Regions from separate parts of the Mus musculus genome. Here region 2 is linked to region 1. A link is a loop called in an ENCODE intact Hi-C map of the cell type or tissue named here. Cell type or tissue: heart. All regions are shown on one strand. Each heading gives the region's core, and the rest is flanking DNA. Links, peaks and the distances in the headings are about the cores only.

Region 1 (9,730 bases), core at 1,258-9,257:
CACCCTGTGCACATGGGTGGGGAGTTCTCAGGAAAAGCAGAAAGGGCTCCTGAACCCCAGCCGTCCCTCTAGGTCTCTGACAAGGTTTTATTATTTTTTTAAACTTCTCTGGGTTTTATCTTATGAAATACAGATTTATTTTGCCATATGCCAGTCCTTAAAGATAATTTATTGGGTTCTTAAGCCTTTTAATGCAGTAGCTCATTAATTTAGACTAAAGCAATAAATAAATAAATAAATAAATAAATAAATAAATAAATAAATAAATAAGCAAGCCACCATGCAGTGTGAACATTATTATCTTTATTTAAATGTATTTGAATTTCTTTTGCTGCCATAATCCCAAAACTCAGGAGGTTGAGGCAGGAGGCTTAAGGATCCGAAGCTGTAAGATCCTATCTTAAAAGCAAGCAACCAACAAAACCCCTAAGTTCTTCTTTTTGGAGCCTCCCTCTTCTGCTCTGCTCTGTACACCCTTGAAATCCACCCCTCTTTGCAGAGAAGAGGTTGTTGTTGTTGTTGTTGTTAAGATTTATTTACTTAATACACATAAGTACCAGGTCGCTCCCTTCAGACCCACCCACCAGAAGAGGGCATCAGATCCCATTACGAATGGTTGTGAGCCACCGTGTGGTTGCTGGGATTTGAACTCAGGACCTCTGGAAGATCAGTCAGTGCTCTTAACCACTGAGCCATCGCTCCAGCCCGAGAATAGGTTTTAGTCTTGTATTTTTCTGCACTTGGAGGTCCCACATCAGGAACTGGCTGATCCCTTGCCTACTCCAGTTTTGGGAAATCAGGTTTCACTGGAGCACCGCCACGCTCAGTTGCTCACATATTGTCTGCTCTGCTTTTGTACAACAGTGGCCAACATCAATAGTTTTGACAGAGACAACGTGACTCAAAGCTTTAACTGCTTAGTATCAGGCTCCCGTGGAACTGCTTCCCAGCCCCTGTTCTAATGGCTGAGAACAGCTTGTGTCACTCATCAGCTGACCTCTCCAAATCCACCTTGCAGTACCTGTCCTGGCGAAACAGACTAAGTACTTCCCACTAGACAATGAGCCTCGCGTGGAGGTTCACCAGGAGAGGGAGGTGCTGGGGTTAGGGACGGGGGCGGGGAGGTGGGCAGAGGGACCTCCCCTGGTTCTTCCTGGCTCTTTCCTATTCTAGCTACCCGGTTTGCGATACAGAAGCCTGGGACTTCCTGTGGCACTGCCCTTCAGCTGACGCCCCAGAACAGTCCTTTAATGATGCCTGGGTTTGAGGGCCACCTTCCTTTGCCCGCCTTAGGTAGACCCTGCCTGCCCTAGATTGCAACCTCACCTCCTCCGAGAAGGCCTGAACTGCGATCTCGAGGCAGGTTCTTCCCTCCGGTGTCCTTCCCTGAGCACCTAAAGCTGAGGCAAGTTTTAGACCTCTATGTACGTGTGCACTCATTTCTTTTCTTAGCTTCAATCCTTTTCTTTAAATTAAGCTTCCCCTGTTTAAATTACTGTGGCTTTCTGCCTCCCAAGTGGATCTAGACAAGTATGATTAAAGTATCATCATTCCTAATTTTTTGAGATTAAATCGTTAAGAAATTTCAGATATAAACCAGCAGGTAAAGGAAATATTTGGCAAAAGAACGTATTTTATACTTTAGTAAGGGCTATGCTAATCAAAATAGCATCAACTTCTATTCTTTAGCTAGCATCTTTCAAACAGCAGCAAACAGCAAGAAACTCCGACTCAAGCAATATGAAGGGCAAAGGCCAACTCCTGAGGTTGTCTTCTGAATTCCACATGTGTGCCATGCCATGCCTGCTCCTGCACCTACATACATGTACACACATCTCAAACACACCACATGCATTTTAAAATGCCTACCGTATGGAGCTGTCAGCAAGGAGACCTGAGGGAACATTGCTAATCAATGCAGAAATTGGGAAGGCTTACCAATAGAAAAAGAATCACTCAAAGGCCAGCACTGTGCCAGCGTGCTACGGCAATGGCAAGGACTTCCAAGCTGCCCTGCAAGGTAGACAGGGCCTCCTCTGTTTTGGGTCAAGACTGTTTAGTAACTTTCTGCTATGTATCGTTGAGAAGAAATGGAGTCTGAGTAGTGCTACTCTGCCTGTTATATGTGTTGTACAACTAGCTGCATCAGAATATTTTGAGCTATTAATCTGCTTCAAGCATTAAAGGTATGAAGCAGGTACTGTTTCTATCCTATGGGGGATCAGAAACCAGCATGCCTGGGCTGGAACATGGCTGAGCAGGTAAAAGACTTGCAAGCAAGCATGAAGATCTGAGTTCACATCTTCAGAAGCAGCAATAAAGCCGGACACAGAGGCATGTGTCTGTGATCCCAGCACTCCTATAGTGAGGTGGGAGGCAGTCACTGGAAGCGTCTAAATCGGCTAGCATGGTTCAAACAGCAGGAAACTACATCCCAAACATGCCCTCAAAACACAGGGCCGGGGCTGGAGAGATGGCTCAGTGGTTAAGAGCACTGCTGTTCTTCCAGAGGTCCTGAGTTCAATTCCCAGCAACCACATGGTGGCTCTCAACCATCTGTAATGAGATCGGATACCCTCTTCTGGTATGCATATTTAAATACATTAAATGAATAAATAATTTAAAAAACCCACAGGGCCAAGGCTGATGCCTGAGGTTGTCTTCTGAATTCCACATGTGTGCTGTGCTTGCACCTGCACCTACATACATGTTCACACGTATCAAACACACCACATGCAGTTAAAAAAAAAAACAAAACACCTACATCATAGAGCTGTCAGCAAGGACACCTGGAGGGAACATTACTATGAATCCAGTGTTGTTGTTGGCTGCAGGTGATCTCGCTGGCCTGCAAGCCCCAGGTTTCCTTGTTTCCACTTCCTTAGCTCTGAATTTATCACCACACCCAGCTTGTAAACTATGGGTTCTGAGGACCAAACTCAGGTCCTTAATGCTTACCACGGCAAGCACTTTACTGATTTACCCCCCATCCTTACTTAGCCGAAGACCAGTCATGTGGAAGTAGAGCCACACTCACGATTCCATTGTAACACCCAGACTTTCGAAACGCTCTGACTTCAGTCATACACAAAGGCATAGGGGTCTAGGGATTTAGTAAATATGAATGTTACATAATACTAAATATGAACTCAATAGAACGTTAGTAAAGTGGAAAAAAATGACTTCTGGCTACCTTGAGCCGCTCAGATTTGAGTGTCTCCTGGGTGCCAACCACTGGGACAGCAGTGGCAGAGCCCATTACCATGGAGACTGAAGTGGGAGAATGTACTATAAATCAACCATACTGCTCAGTGAGCATCTAATCAGGTAAGCTCTGGGCAGGCCTGAGTCGAGGCTGTGGCAGTGAGGACAGAGGGGAACATCTAAAGTAGATGTGAGAGGTTGGGGATATAGCTCAGTGGTAGAGAACTTGCCTACTGTGTATGAGGTCCTGGATCCAGTCTTCAGTAATGAAAACAAAAAAGCATATATGAGAGACAACACACACGGTTGGTAAGTGACTCTGGGGGCGCTTAAAACTCCCCAGGTTTCTGGACTATACATCGGAGACTGAGTTGGGGTGGAGAGGAGGTAGGGCCATTTATTCAGATTGGAAATGAAGGATGAAAGGCAAGGTCGGTGAGTTCCACTTTCAGTGTGCTGAGTGGCCATACCTATCAGGTCACTTAAGGATAAATGTATCAGAGTCTACAACCAAGTTGAAATCCCAGTTTGTCTATGTCTTGACTCTTTAACCTCAAGGAAATTCCTTAGCCTCTCTGAATAGCCATTTGATCAACACAGAATGGCTGTAATAGGGAACCTGTCTTTTTATTTTGTCAATAAACTTTGCTTACCCTTTAATAGTTTTGTTTTGATATGTGTATGGATGGTTTTGCCTGAGGTTATGTCTGTGCACCGCATGCATGCCTGGTGCTTGAGTAGGTCAGAAGCTAGTGTATGGGACTGGAGTTACACACAACTGAGAGATGCTATGTTGATGCTGGGCTTTGAACCCCTGGTCCTTTGGATGGCCACTGAGCCATCTCCCCAGCACTTGATTGCCCACCTTTTAAAAAGGTGAAGAAGGCTATAATGTATCTCACATGGTTGTTACTGAGAATTAAGTGAGATGAAATATGTTCTGCACATAATACAAAATACCGTGTGTTGACAAAATAATGAAAGACAATTATTACTATTAACTAAATTAACTAAATGATGATCAAATCCAAACTTTCCAACTTTCTTATGGTGAGTTTCTTTGTACTTATAAATCATGCCTCTAACTAGACTCTCAGTTTCTCTGCTCCGTTTGGAAACGTTGCTTTTTATTTTTCTAGTTGCTGCTGGAAATGAGAGGATTTGTCTGGACAGAGTGGAATGGCAGCTGGGGTAACGACCCAGGACTAATGGAAGACTAGGACCGCAGTGTGCGCCCTGCACTCCTACCGCCAGGTGGCGCCAGTCCTCTGTGAGTTCAGTCATAGTGAGGTTCTGAATCCTCCAAAGCGACATTCCAGGCGTAACACCAGACCCTATCCTTCAATCCAGGGGTGCGGGTTGTACCCAAAAGTCAGTTTCTTAAGAGGGCTTGATGACAATACCTGTTCCTTCCAACTGCGGAATTGACTGTACTCACAACTCACCTCAGTTACATCTCCTGGTGAGGCACTCATTGACTGGGTCAGTTTGGGCTGGGCACGCAGTGTTTGGGTGAGCCGCAATATATAAAATTTAACCTTTTCTTTTCTTTTCTTTTCTTTTCTTTTCTTTTCTTTTCTTTTCTTTTCTCTTCTTTTCTCTTCTCTTCTCTTCTTTTCTTTCCTTTTTCTTCTCTTCTTTTCTTTTTTTCTTTCCCTCCCTCCCTCTTTCTTTCTTTCTTTCTTTCTTTCTTTCTTTCTTTCTTTCTCTCTTTCTCTCTTTCTCTCTTTCTCTCTTTCTCTCTTTCTCTCTTTCTCTCTCTCTCTCCTTTCTTTCTTTCTTTCTTTCTTTCTTTCTTCCTTTCTTTTTTGAGAGAGAGTCTTTCTGAATAACACAAATTGGACTGGAACTTTCCATGTAACCCCAGCTGTCTTGGTCTTATAATCTTCCAGCTGTTGTCACCCAAATTACTGAGCTTATAGGCTTAATGTTTTATTAGAGAAAAATACACACACACACACACACACACATACACGAATGAGAATCCATCTACACTTCCATAATGTTGGTTTTGCTGTAGCTATTTTTTTTTTTAAATCTAATTCAAGAACTGGAAAATGGCCTTTGAGAGGGGAGGCCCTGTGTTTTATGTCCTTTTGTTCCCAGGTCTATTTATTTATTTATTTATTTATTTATTTATTTATTTATTTAATGTATGTAAGTACACTGTAGTTATACAAATGGTTGTGAGCCATCATGTGGTTGCTGGGATTTGAACTCAGAACCTCTGCTCACTCTGGCCCCACTCTCTCCGGCCCAAAGATTTATTTATTACTCTATGTAACGGTAGCTGTCCTCAGACACACCAGAAGAGGGCGTCAGATCTCATTATAGATGGTTGTGAGCCACCATGTGGTTGTTGGGATTTGAACTCAGGACCTTCGGAAGAGCAGTCGGTGCTTTTCCTGGCTGAGCCATCTTGCCAGCCCCCTTTTCCCAGGTCTTATGTTTGACATATTCAGTAAAGGTTTATAAAGCAAATAATTGCTAATAACTTGGTCCCATTTCTTGCCTCCCTCCTTTTCTCAGACAGGTGAATAGGGAAGTGGTCACTGACATTCCCACCAGCACTGAGGACTGGGGAGAGGTTGTCAAGACACCCTCCTCCACCAAAGCTGAAGAGTTAGACACAGCATGCCTTAGGACTGCACATACGGCTGTGTGTGTGCATGTGTGTGTTGTGTCTATAGTGTGAGTGTATTAAGTGTGTTTTGTGTGTGTTGTGCTATGCTCTATGTTGTGTTTGCTCTGTTATGTGTGTATGTATGTTGTATGTGTTTTATGTGTGTGATGTTGTGTATAATGTGTGTATTGTGTGCTTTTTGTGTGTTGTGTATGTAGTGTATGTTGTATGTATCTTGTGTATGTTCTACATGTGTAATATGTGTTGTGTGTGGGTTTTTTTTGTTTTTGTTGTTGTTGGTTTTTTTTGTTTTTTGTTTTTTTGTTTTTTGTTTTGGTTTTTTTGTGACAGGGTTTCTCTGTAGCCTGGGCTGTCCTGAAACTCACTTTGTAGACCAGGCTGGCCTCTGCCTCCCAAGTGCTGGGATTAAAGGCGTGCACCACCACGTGTGTGTGTTTTATGTGTGTAATGTGTCTATGTGTTTTGAGAGTCTTGTCATGTAGTCCAGTATGGCCTGGAATTTATGATTCTTCTGTCTTACCCACCAAGTACTACGATTATTGGTCCATACCACCTTACCCCTGCCTCCTCTTTTTCTACCCTTCCTTCCGTCCTTCTTCTCTCTCATGAATGTGGCAAGCTACTTAATATCTTGCCATCTTGAAGTTACGTTGTCTTAAAAACAGGAGTTACATCCGTTTTACAGAGTGGCTCTGAAAATCATATTAAATAGCCAGTCATTTGGTGTATGGCAGGTATGCAGTAAATGCTAATTTTCTTCACATAGGTTTTATTTGATTTAGGGGAAAATGATTTTGTCTTTGGGGAGGAAAATGTATTTTGTGCCTGAGTACAGGCTTAAGGTCAGTCTTCGGACTCGGTGATGAACAGACAGGCTTAGTCACAGAGCTGGGGGTGATTTGTGGCTGAGGGTGAAGGGAGAGGCAGACCTAACTGTACAGGAAGAGTGTGGGTTATGCGAGGGAAGGACAGGAGGACCTAGCCCAATGTGGGCACTGGAGGCTTTATGAACCTGAGATAGCTATGGAGTTAGCTAGTTAGTGTGAGAAGAAGAGAACACTTCTGTTTTGGTTGGTGTCCTAGTGCTGTGAAGAGGCACCGTGACCAGGCCAATTCAGAAAAGGATGTAATAGGGGCTGGCTTACAGTTTCAGAAGTTTAGTCCATTATCATCATGGCAGACGACAGCATGGCAGCATGCAGGTAGATATGATGCTGGAGTAGTTGAGAGTTCTACATCTGGATCCACAGGCTTGGAATGGGCTTTTTGAAACCTTGAAGCCAACCCTAGTGACACACTTCTTCTAACAAGGCCACACCCATCGTAGAAAGTATTTAATCCTGGCCCTAGGTTTCTACCCCGCCTTAGCTATTTAAGTTTCTGGATAAAAGGCACACACACAACCTTGATATTTACAATAAGCCTTAACACTGCTCTCTGTGTTCCTTTTGACAACTCAAGTTATTACTTTCTATGTTTCATCTGGACTGCTCTTAACTACTTGGGCAGCCCTCCAGGCCATGTTCTCTGGACTCCTAATCCGTGGTGGCTTCTTCCTTCCTCCTCCTGCACTATTCTTCTCCTTGTGGTTCTCCTCTGACCCCCAGCCCTCATAACCTAATCCTCATCCATGTCTAGCTATTGGCTGTTGGCATCTTTATTTACCAATCACAAATAACTTGGGGGCAGGGTCCCTCGAGTCTTACATGCAGAATCTCTTGTCTCTGAGGCAACCAGTCTTGGGGAGGCCCAATATTAGCATTAAAATGCAAGTAGCATTAGGCCAACCTACTAAACACACCTACTCCAACATGGCTGCACCTTAACTTTTCAAATAGTGCCGCTCCCTGATATCCAAGTATTCGAAGTACTATGATGTCTAGGGTGGGGCAAGAAGCATTCTCATTCAAAGCACCACACCTAGCATCTCTCTGTTTCCTATTTTCCCATCAGTTTGTGGGGAGCTAGTGCTTATGCCAGAAACAGCCATGAAGTTCTACCCAAGCCGCACGTCCTTCCAAATCTCCTAGCCCACGCCCTCTGGCCAGCTTCTCAAATGGATGCAGGCAAGACTCTCCTTAAAGATGACATCAGAGAAGTGTGTCCATCCAGGTATGCACAGACAAGCTGTCTCTAAAGAACAGAGTGAGAATACGGAGAATCTCAGATACTTTTTGGACAGTGTTTTGTGTTGCCCAGGCTTCCTTAGACTTGTAATCTTTCAGGCTCTGCCTCCTAATACAGGTGTCTTAGTTAGGGTTTTACTGCGGTGAAGAGACATCATAACCGAGGCAACTTTCAGAAGAACATTTAATTGGGGCTGGCTTACATGTTCAGAGGTTCAGTCCATTATCATCAAGGCAGGAGCATGGCAGCATCCAGGCAAACATGGTGTAGGAAGAGCTGAGAGTTGTACACCTTGTTTCAAAGGCAAACAGGAGAAGATTTCCTTCCAGGCAGCTGGGATGAGAGTCTTAAAGCCCATGCCCATGGTGACACACCTGTTCCAACAAAGCCACACCCACTACAAGGCCATACCTTCTACTGGTGCCACACACGCCCTGGGTCAAGCATGTACAAGGCAGCATGGATCACTGATTTGTGCCACACACTTGACTAAGCCAACTCCATTTGTTTTAATTGTGTACACAGCTGTTTTGCCTTTGTGTATGTCCTGCATGCATGCCTGGTGCTCATGGAAGTCATGAGAGGACATTGAATCTTCTGGGTCCTGGAAATTGAACCTAGGTCCTCTGCAAGAGCAGCAAGTGCTCTTAACTGCTTAGCCATCTCTCCAGTGCTTCATTTGTTTCTTGGTAGGAATTGAACTCGGGGCCATGTACATGCCAGATGAATGCTTTACCACCAAGCTACATGCCTAGCCCTTATGTGGGGTGGTGTCTTTCCTCTGCATGTTGTGACACTCCTCAGTCGGAGCTCTGACTTTCCTGCTCAGGTGTAACCGTCCTATAGAATGAGGGCACAGAGGTGTTCCATTCCTTGGCCATTATTAGCCAAGCATGAAGGATAAACCTGAGATCAATTCTGGGTGTGGCCAAGGCCAATAAATAGTCTGTGAACCTCAAAAAAGCAGGAAGAAGTCACCTGGGACTGAGCTAGGCTGTTTTCATTTCCTTATCTTCATTAGATCAGAGAATGGTTATCGATCACAGACAAGATCTGTGATGGCTGGCTGTCCTTTGTGAGTGGGATGGGGAAACGTGTATACACACACACACGCGCACACACACACACACACACACACACACACACACACCAGACTATAGCTATGCATGCACATGACCTCCTATATGCAGAGAACATCTTGTAAAATCAGTCCCCATCTTCTGACGTGTGGGTTTGGGGGTCCAAACTAAGGTCACCAGTCTTGGTGGCCAGTATCTTTGCCCATCTTGCTGGCCCTCAAATTATCTATTTAATTTTTTTTGGTTTTGTTTGGGCACTTAGGATTAAACTCAGAGTCTTGCATATACTAGGCAAGTGTTCTACCACAGAGCCATATCCCTAGACAAATCACTTGGTGTTGAGTATACTATCCATGCTGTGGCTGGCCACAAAAGCCTTGGGCTCATAGGTATATTATAGAGTCATACTGTACAATAACCCACAAAGAAACCCAGGCGGAAATTCTGTCTTTGTTAATCTGATCCCCAAATAGTTAAATGCACCATAAACTACGTGGAAAGATAAATTCCTAGACACTCCCTCATTCCCAAAGACATCAAGTACATTCTAGAGACACCCTCTTGAACTCCAAATTCCACAGTATACTGCTTGGAACTCACGAGGAATTCTGCCTGAGGGTCAGTATCAAAGTTGAGTGTTAGATGTGTAAATCACGCCTGTTGGCTCCTTGGGCTG
Region 2 (9,730 bases), core at 827-8,826, 120 kb after region 1:
ACACACATGGTGACCATACATTATATAACCATTCCCTCTGGATTGACACATTCCTACTACACATGAAACTCACAGGAAACTAACAAGACCAGGAAGCTCACTGGCCCTTCCCATCAGTTATGGATCAGTAAACAGTTGTTGAAGGGAGGGGACTCCTTGACGGAAGAGCAACTCCAGCAACCCATGCTGGGGTGGGAGGACTTCTTGGTGATGCAGCCACTTCTGAATCACGCATGCTCATTAAGTAACACTGGGAAATTCGTCAGTTTCCCCAACCTGGACACCATCTTTCCTTTGTTCCGTTATCAGTGCTGCAACTGCCGCAAATGGACACTTTTTCTGTGCCCCCTGGGAATGATATGACAACACCACATAGAAAATGTTCACTTTTTTGTTTGTTTGTTTTTTGTTTTTGTTTTTAAATTTTTTTATTTATTTAATGTATGAGTGCTCCACTGCATATACATCTGCCTGCCTGAAGAGAGCATCAGATCCCCCTATAGATGGCTGTGAGCCACCATGTGGTCGCTGGGAATTGTACTCAGGGCCTCTGGAAGAGCAGCCAATGCTCTTAACCGCTGAGCCATCCCACCAGTCCCAGACTTCACTTTGATCAACGGGACAAAACATATACATAAAATAAATAAATCCTTTTTAAAAAATGAGGCAGAACCTCAAATTAAGTGATATTTTACAAACTAACTGGCCCATCGTCTCCAAAATGTCAAGGTCATAAAGATGAGACTGAGGAGCCGGTCCACACTGAGGAAGCTCAGAGAGACACAGCAGAGTGTAGCCTTGACTCAACTGAGTATCTATTTACATAAAAGCCAACTGTTATCTGGTTAAAAGTTGAATGGGGACAAAGGTTAGATGATAATGCTGTGCCACTGGTGTGTGTGTGTGTGTGTGTGTGTGTGTGTGTGTGTGTGTGTGTGCTTTAGTTTGTTTTTGCATTCTAGCCTATAGGTAGGAAAACACATTACATTATTGGAGGGGGTTGGGCATATGGTTCAGGAAGCTTTCTGTACTTGTGTGGCTGTTTCTAAATAAAAGTATTTACTTCAATTGAAAATGATTAAGCTGGGCAGTGGGGATACCAGTGGTGGGTGCATGCACGCCTTTAATCCCAGCACTTGGGAGGCAGAGACAGGCGGATTTCTGAGTTCGAGGCCAGCCTGGTCTACAGAGTGAGTTCCAGGACAGAGAAACCCTGTCTCGAAAAACAAAACAAAACAAAACAAAACAAAACAAAAAGAAAGAAAATGATCACTGTGAGGCTAGAGACATGGCTCAGTGGTTAAAGAACACTTGCTGCTCTTTCAGAGGACCCAGGTTTGGTTCCCAGGACCCACATGCTGGCTCACCACCATCTGTAACTCCAGTTCCAGGGCATTCTAATGCCTTTTCCTGACTCCCCCCGCCCCCCCGAAGCACCAGACACACATGTGGTACACATCATATTAATTTACTAAATAAATAAAATGTTTTAAGCAGAAGGAAACAACTACCACATACCATTTAACTTGGAAGTTCGATGCTGGGCGTAATCCATCTGTGTTGCTCTAACGTAGTTTGTTACACTGGGTGGTTTACAAACCATAGACCGTTACTTCTCAATGTCTGGAGAATGGAAGGATCAAGGTCCTGCCTTTTCAATGTCTGCTGGAATCCTGGTCTCTATACCACTTGGTTCTTTCTCATAGACATTATAAAAGAGATAAACAAATCCTCAATAGCAGGAGAGATGGAAGGGCCCACAGGTTCCTAGCTAGTTCACCCCCACCCTTTTTTACAAGGACATTAGCACTAGCCCATGACCTGTTCACTCCCCACAGGCCCCACTTTTTATCTCCACCTTAGGGTTACGTTCCAACATATGACTTTTGGAGGGACATACTCAATCTTCCACTTCGGAGATCTTTTTCTGCAGATGTCCTTGCTCATTTTTATCTACATTATGTATTACAACTATTTAATAAAGTAAAAATGTGAACACAACGCCAGGAGTTATCAGCCTGGCTAGTTAAATACATCTAATATATCCAAATAGACAATGAATACTGGAAAACAAAACAAAACAAAACAAAAACAACAACAAAAAACCCTCAAAACTAAAATTACTTAAGGGGCAATCTACAGAACATATTGTGGTCTGAGAAAGACCAGGTGCCTAATGGAGCACATGGCAATGGAGGAGGGGGCCCCCTGGGAAGACCAGCAGTCTCAACTGACCTGGACCCTGGAGATCTCTCAGACACTGAGCCACCAACAGGTAACATACAACAGCTGATATGAGGCCCCCAACACAGATACAGCAGAGCACTGCCCGTTCTGGCCTCAGTGAGAGCTGCACCTAACCCTCAAGAGACTTGAGGCCCCAGGGAGTGGGGAGGCCTGGGGGTGGGTGGGGGTGGGTCATGGGGACATTCTCTTGGAGATGGTGTAGGGAGGGTGGGAGGAGGGGGAGGGTTATGAGAAGGGGAGCGGTTGGGGCACAGACCGGGAAGGGGATGAAGTCTGGACTGTGAAAAAAGATTAAAGAATAAAATTGAAAAGAGAGAGAGGGAGGGAGGGGGGGGAATGTACTGGGGGAAGGGACTTTGGGAGGGGGGACCTGTAGAGGGGACAGCAATTGGGATGTAAAGTGAGTAAAGAAAAAGAAAAAAAGAGCAAGAATGTATCAGTATGCGTGTTTTTCTGTATACAGAGAACTCCTAGAGGCAAATGTACCTGTATTTACAATGCGAGGAGCACTGAGCTCCTCTGAGGACCAGTGCTGGAGGCTGATGGAGTGATACGGGAGGAGAACCATACGGGAGGAGAACCGTCTTCTAATCTGGACCCTTTAAAATTGTTTTTTTTTTTTTTTTTTTTTAAATTACGGGTCTGGGTGTGGGTATGTGCACTTGAGTGCAGGTGCCCAAAGAGGCTAGAGACAGCAGACAGACATCCTGGAGCTGGAGTTATTGGCAGTTGTGAGCTACCTGGTGTGGGTGCAGGGAGCTGAACTTGGATCTCCTGATATATGTATCTATCTATCAGGCTCGAGATTCCTGGATGACTATATGAGGAGACAAAGACACACGGATGAAAGGGCCAAAAGGATTCCATCTCCAAGGCAAGAGGAAACAGCAGATACAGCTTGGCAGTGAACTAAGCATTCATTCTGAGGTCCGTGCAGAGGGCCAGAGCGTGAGGGGCTCAGGCTGTGACCAGGGCTCAGAAAAAGGCTCACTACATTCGTTCCTAGTAGATGACAAAAGCTTGTTTTCAGGTGACATAGAGGTGATTGGCTTTGTACAGGGAGGGTGTAAGGAATTCAGAGGGTCAGGGACAATCTGCTTGTGAGGGCGGAACAGGGGCAGAACCCACCTCCTCTGTCTCTCCCCATGGAACCCAGCATTTTACGAGGTCTGATGCAAGCTTACTACATATTTACATTCCTGGGATGGAGAGTCACGATATTCCTGGAAACACACACACACTTGGGTCCTCCTTGGGCCATCTCTGACGCACGGTAATTACCAGATATGTTATTACCAAGAGAATAGAGAGCACATGCTCTGCGCAAACTCTGTGGGGCGTGAAGACACCAGAAGGGAACGAGAGCCACACAGCCGGGGCTTGAGAACTGGGTGGTCAGCCCACTCAGTCCTTGAGGGGATGACGGTTTTACAGGCATGAACTAGATGAGGAGAACGCGGAGCAGGGTGTGCAGGCTGGATGATCGTGTGCTACTGGTGAGCTCTAGAGTCGATGAGTGCGTCATGACCACACAGAAGAATGTCTTCACTTAAAAAAAAAATTTAATGTGTATGAACACACTGTAGCTGTTTTCAGACACACCAGAAGAGGGCGCCAGATCACATTACAAATGGTTGTGAGCCTCCATGTGATTGCTGGGAATTGAACTCAGGACCCCTGGAAGAGCACTCAGTGCTCTGAACAGCTGAGCCATCTCTCCAGACTACGTGTTCACTTTTAAGAAGCGTGTAACAATATCTGGAGGGGGGCAGGAAGCTTTCTGTAAGTGTATAATTTCATTTATTTATTTATTTATTTATTTATTTATTTGCATGTTTGTTTTCTGAGACAGGGTTTCTCTGTGTGGCCCTGGCTGTCCTGGAACTCACTCTCTAGACCTGACCCCAGAACCCACATAGTGGAAGAAGAGAAATGACTTTTGTGAGATGTCTGACCTCCACACATGTGGGCACGTGCACAATAGTTTTTAAAAGAAATATTTTTTTTGTGGGAGAGTACAAGCTGCTCTTCCAAAGAACCCAGGTTCAATTCCCAGCACACATATGGCGGCTCACAATTACCTGTAACTCCAGTTCCAAGGACACCAGATGCCCTTTTCTGGCCTCTGTAGCGTAAGCAGGCTCGTGGTACACAGAGGTACATGAAAACAAGACACACACACACACATGCACACACACACACACACACACTAAATGTAAAAAGAATATGTTTTTAAAAAGATCCACAACTCTGGAGTAAATTCTCTGAGACTGAGAGGACAGAAGGACTAAGAATTCCCACCTGGATTTCGGCTTGTGACTCAGCCAAAGGATGCTGTCAAGGTGGCATTTGAAAATACTAAGTTCTGCCTAAACTCCCCTGGCAAAGCATTTCTGCATCCTCTGCATCCTCAGGCCTTGTGGCCCGCCGCCTCCTTGCACGGCAGGCAACCTTTCGCCAGCCTGGGAGGCCATAGGTCCCTGAACATAGGTCTCTCTTAAGAGCTGAGGCTGTACAGTTGTAAAGCGGGAGCCCGGGTTGACAGGGCAGTTTTGAAAGGAGAGAAACCACTTTCGGCTCCCCGACAGGACAAACACCCTTTTCTCTGAAAAGAGCTTACAGAAACGAGTATCCAATCACCAGCTTGGATTTAGGATCCCAGCAAGTCACACTGCACTGCACCAGAAACCAAACCTTTAGCCAGCCCAAGAGGTGGCGCTGGCACAGCCTTCTAGCGCCTTCTAGCGTCGGCGAAGGAGACGGCCTCCTCCAGGTCTGAGAGGACGAGATCTATCCTGAACTTTAGGCAGCTGTAGCCTGAGAATGGAAACGAGAGTTAGGAGTCCTAGATAAATAGTTTTCTAGAGCGGCCTTAGAACTCATCAGTACAGGGGACAATTTAATATTACAGGATTGTATTGTCTCGGTTCTGAAAGACAGATGCCCAAAATCAAGGTGTTGAAAAAGTTCCTGATGTGTCTTGAAGGCTCAAAAATCTGTTCTTCCTTCTTTTTAGATTCTGGTGATTCTTGGCCTTGCTGTTCTCATACCTGCTCCACTCCAGTTCCTCCCCGATCTTCTCACAGTGCGATGCTCTTCTTGTAAGGTCTCCAAGTGCCATACCAGGGTCCCCCTGAGCTGATACATTCTCACTGTGGCTTGCTAACATCTGCAGAGACCCTACTTCAAATTAAAGCCACATTCACAGGGACCAGGGTTGAGGAGGTATTCGAACATAGTCCATCTATCACAGATACAGTTGTTTCAACAGATATTCCTCCAACATCGGCTAAAGGCCAGGGCGGGGTGAGGGCTAGGCACACCGGACCACTTTGTACATTCTTGGTTCTCAAGTGTGCATCTTGTGACCTGTGTCTTCCTCTGCTACCCTTGTCTCTTCTGGGCCTGACAGGGTCCCAGGGACTGTGGGTATTTCATTGGCTGTGGATGAAAGGCAGCAGGGAGGGCAAGAGAGAGTAATGAAGGTTGTGAGGACAAAGAAAAGGCAGAGAACACAGGAAGGGGTGCGGAATAGTTGGGCAGAAGGGTAAACCAGGATGGGGATGAAGAGGAAGATGAAGGCCAGGCTGCATGGACCTTGGAGACTAAGTAAGTAGGAGACTACCACACAAGGCTTTATTGCATCCTCTAGGTGCCATAATTACCAGGGGTCAGGCAGAGAACTTTGAAACCAAGGTCTACATCCTAGATTAAAGTTATTAACATATCTAGAGCTTCCAGGTCACCTGGAGGCTCCCGGCAGGTGCACCTCTGGAGAAGGCCAGGGAGCTCCACTCGCTCCCAAATGCCTTCTTCTGTGTCCAGCAAACATGAATCCCTGCCAGTGCTTTGGTGCTCTGACTCACAACCATCTGTAAGTGCAGTTCCAGTGAATCCTGACGCCCTCTTCTGACCTCTGAGGGCACCAGGTGCACATGTGGTGCACAAGCATTCATACAGGCAAACACCGTGCACATAAAGTAAAATAGATAAATCTTTACAAAATAAAAAATACCCAGTCCCAGAACTGCTAACTTGCTGACAGCATTAGTCCAGAATAAAACCACATCTCTATACACTCCACCCAGACCCTTAGCACAACCAAGTTTATAATTGCCTTATAGCATCCTCTGGCTGAAGTGGCAATCCTCCTGGGGCAAAAAGTCCTTAGACACCCAACCTGCATGCCTGACTGTGGGCATCTATAGAGTGAAGGATGTTTCTTTTCGTCTCTAGATTTCTGAAAATTCTTAATGATGAACGGTATTTCAATTATCAAATGCTTTTTTTCTGCAATGGTTAAAATGTGTTTTCTTTAATATGTTAATGTAAAGCCCCGTTTTGTATTCCAATAGAGTTTCTTGCTGTGAAACCATCCCTTAGAGTCCTGCTAAATCTGCTTGGCTGTGATAACTCACACCTAGATGTGCATTCTAAAATACAGTGCTGTGTCTTAGTTATCCCTCTATGTTGGTAAGTGAAAATACCTGTGATTTTCTTGTTCCTGTCCTTGCTTGACCTCCAAGTAATAGCCTCAGAAAATGAAGTGAGGGAGGGGCTCCCATTTCTAGTTTTCTGAAGCAGTTATTTGCTCTGTAGCCCAGGCTGGCTTTGAACTTGAGATCCTCCTACCTTAGCTACTCTAGTGCTGGAATTATAGCTGTGTGCATCTGGGCCTGTTGACTTTTGATGAGAGACCTTTGATTATGAATCCAGTGTCTTTTTGTTTTGAGACAGTGTCTTTCTGTGTAGCCCTGGGTGTCCTGGAACATGATATGGAGATCAGGCTGGCCTTGAACTCAGAGAGAACCTCCTCCCTCTGCCTCCCTAGTGCTGGGATCAAAGGTGTGCTCCACTGAGCTTCTCTGAGTTCCATGTCTTAGCTGATTATCAACTTAGACTTCTTATTTTATTGAGATGATTTTGTCAATTAAAAAAATCTATTTTGGGGCTGGTGAGATGGCTCAGTGGGTAAGAGCACCCGACTGCTCTTCCGAAGGTCCGGAGTTCAAATCCCAGCAACCACATGGTGGTTCACAACCATCCGTAACGAGATCTGACTCCCGAAAATCTATTTTAATGTACCAGTTTTAAAATTGTCATTCGTTATTGTGTTCATAAAATGTGTTTTGGAGATCTGTGTTTGTGTATACCACAGAACACATGTGGAGGTCAGAGGACAACTTTGTGGAGTTAGTATTTTCCTTCTACCTTTGCACAGATTCCAGGGATCAAACTCAAGTTGTTGGGCTTACACAGTAAGTACTTTGACCTGCTGTGATGGTTTGAATAGGCATGGCCCCCATAGACTTGTGTGTGAATGTTTGGCCCATAGGGAGTGGTACTATTAGGAGGTATGGCCTTGTTGGAGTGAGTGTGGCCTTGTTGCAGGAAGTGTATCACTGTGGAGGCAGGCTTTGAGGTCTCCTATGCTCAAGCTATACCCAGTGTGGCACACAGTCTCCTTTTGCCGCCTGTGGATCAAGATGTAGAGCTCTCGGCTCCTTCTCCAACACCATGTGTGCTTGCATGCCGCCATGGTTCTTGCCATGTTAATGAACTAAGCCTCTGAAACTGTAAGCCAGCTACAATTAAATGTTTTCTTTTATAAGACTTGCTCTGGTCACGGTGTCTCTTCACAGCAATAAAACCCTAACTAAGACACCTGCTGAGCCATCTTGCTGGGCCCTTAGTATGTTTAGAAAATTCAAATTTGTATAAAATGGTCCAAGGTACTGTTTAGATTTTAAAATTTTTACTCTGTATAATCATGTCACTTTTTATATTTCTATATTCTTGAGGTTGTTTGTATAACTCTCGTTTCTTTCTTCCTTCCTTCCTTCCTTCCTTCCTTCCTTCCTTCCTTTCTTTCTTCCTTCCTTCCTTCCTTCCTTCCTTCCTTCCTTCCTTCCTTCCTTCCCTTCTCTCTTCTTCTCTCTCTCCCTCAGATTCACCAGGGCCATTCTCTCCTGAGAGTTAACAATAAAGACGAGCCCAGCTGCAAAGACTCTCAGATGAGCTAAGCTACAAATAAGAAGCAGAGACCAGTCAAAATGTCTGAAAGAGGTTTAGAGTCAGGGTAGATGGTGGGTGGTGGTGGGTGTCTCTATGACCTTCATGCCCTGCAGAGAAGAAATATGCTGGAGGCAAGAAAGCAGTTTAGTGCAGTATAGCTTTGTAGATGATGTTGGTTCAAACTTCTGGAGTGGTTTGTTTTAGGTATATTTAAGCAAAATTTGAAAACTTTCTTGTGATAATCAGCTCAATCCCACATATACAACAAAATATACATAAGTCTCTTTGAGAAACAAAGTAAGCTAAATAAAGGTCAGATATGACTACTTTGAAACTCTTGGGCTGGTGAGATGGCTCAGCAGGTAAGAGCACTGACTGCTCTTCCGAAGGCCCTGAGTTCAAATCCCAGCGACCACATGGTGGCTCACAACCACCTGCAATAAGATCTGATGCCCTCTTCTGGGTGTGTCTGAAGTCAGCTACAGTGTACTTATGTATAATAATAAATAAATTATTTAAGAAAGAAAGAGAGAGAGAGAGAGAGAGAGAGAGAGAGAGAGAGAGAGGAAGAAAGGAAGAAACTCTTTATGACACTTCCCATAAAGATGGGTTCTATTGACAGAGAAAAACAAGATTATGATAAGGTTTGGGGGTGCCATCTCAGGTCACATAGACAGTACAAAGGTCACCAGGGTGGAAAATACATCAGTTCCCAGCATTCTGAGCAGATAACAGGCCTTGTATTCCTTCCCTTGAAAAAAACAACTCTGTTCTTAACATTCCAGGTCCCCTGAGAGCTTATCTGTGAACACTTAGACCTCCATGCCCCCTACAGTTCAGACCAGCTGAGTCACCTGGAAGGGAATCTCTAACCCACTTCGGTACCTGTAGCTTGTACAGTGTGTTTCAGGTTCTCAGGTTTTGCAAATGTCACCCATGCTGGAGTGGACTTTGGTGATGCAAATGTCTTTGAGTCATTTCTGCTTCCATAAGTAACCCCAATATAATTCATTTGGTTCCCCAAATTGGACTTTGGTAGTATCTATACTTTGGTCAATCATAGACTCCCTATTTGGGGTAAGTAGACATGTGTGTTGTGTCTTTCCAGAAAAAAAAAAAAGTCTTGTCATGCAACATAATTGAGGCCCAAATAGGAACCCAGTGGAACTAAAGACAAGGTGTAGAGGAGTGAGTGTGTGGTCCTGGATATGAGCAGCCTGACAGGAGGGCATCCGTGGGGAAATGTATAGCTGTCTTTTCCTCTATGAACTATGTTAGTGTTCCTCTCTGCTATGACAGCAGTGGCATGATTCTTGCTATGGGTAGTGATGAAGGGGGATAAGATAGAAAAGACAATATTTAGATACTGATTTGTTTAGTGATTTAATTACAACAACACTGTTATTGCAAAACACGACTTCACCTTGCTATCCGAAACAGAATGACCTGAACAAAGCCCTAAGGTAAT

Evidence for each region. A loop is a pair of places that touch in the nucleus more often than their neighbours do. Peaks named below come from ENCODE experiments on the same cell type or tissue, not always from the same donor. Only the 100,000 strongest peaks of a DNase experiment are listed, where the experiment ranks them.
Region 2: it touches region 1 in a loop (5-fold over the local background); 41 of 42 quality-filtered maps call a loop at or near these places.

Annotation. Positions count from the first base shown.
Region 1 is chr12:80,765,342-80,775,071 of GRCm38, forward strand. No RefSeq gene overlaps it. Among named protein-coding and RNA genes, the nearest start is that of Ccdc177, 9.5 kb to the left of the region's middle. In heart, for the core only: no CTCF peak of the experiment used is centred there; a DNase peak (open chromatin) is centred at 4,490; H3K27me3 peaks cover 1,004 bases.
Region 2 is chr12:80,890,428-80,900,157 of GRCm38, forward strand. No RefSeq gene overlaps it. Among named protein-coding and RNA genes, the nearest start is that of Gm23298, 16 kb to the right of the region's middle. In heart, for the core only: a CTCF peak has its summit at 3,849 (motif pointing right); a DNase peak (open chromatin) is centred at 4,944; H3K4me3 peaks cover 408 bases; H3K27me3 peaks cover 490 bases.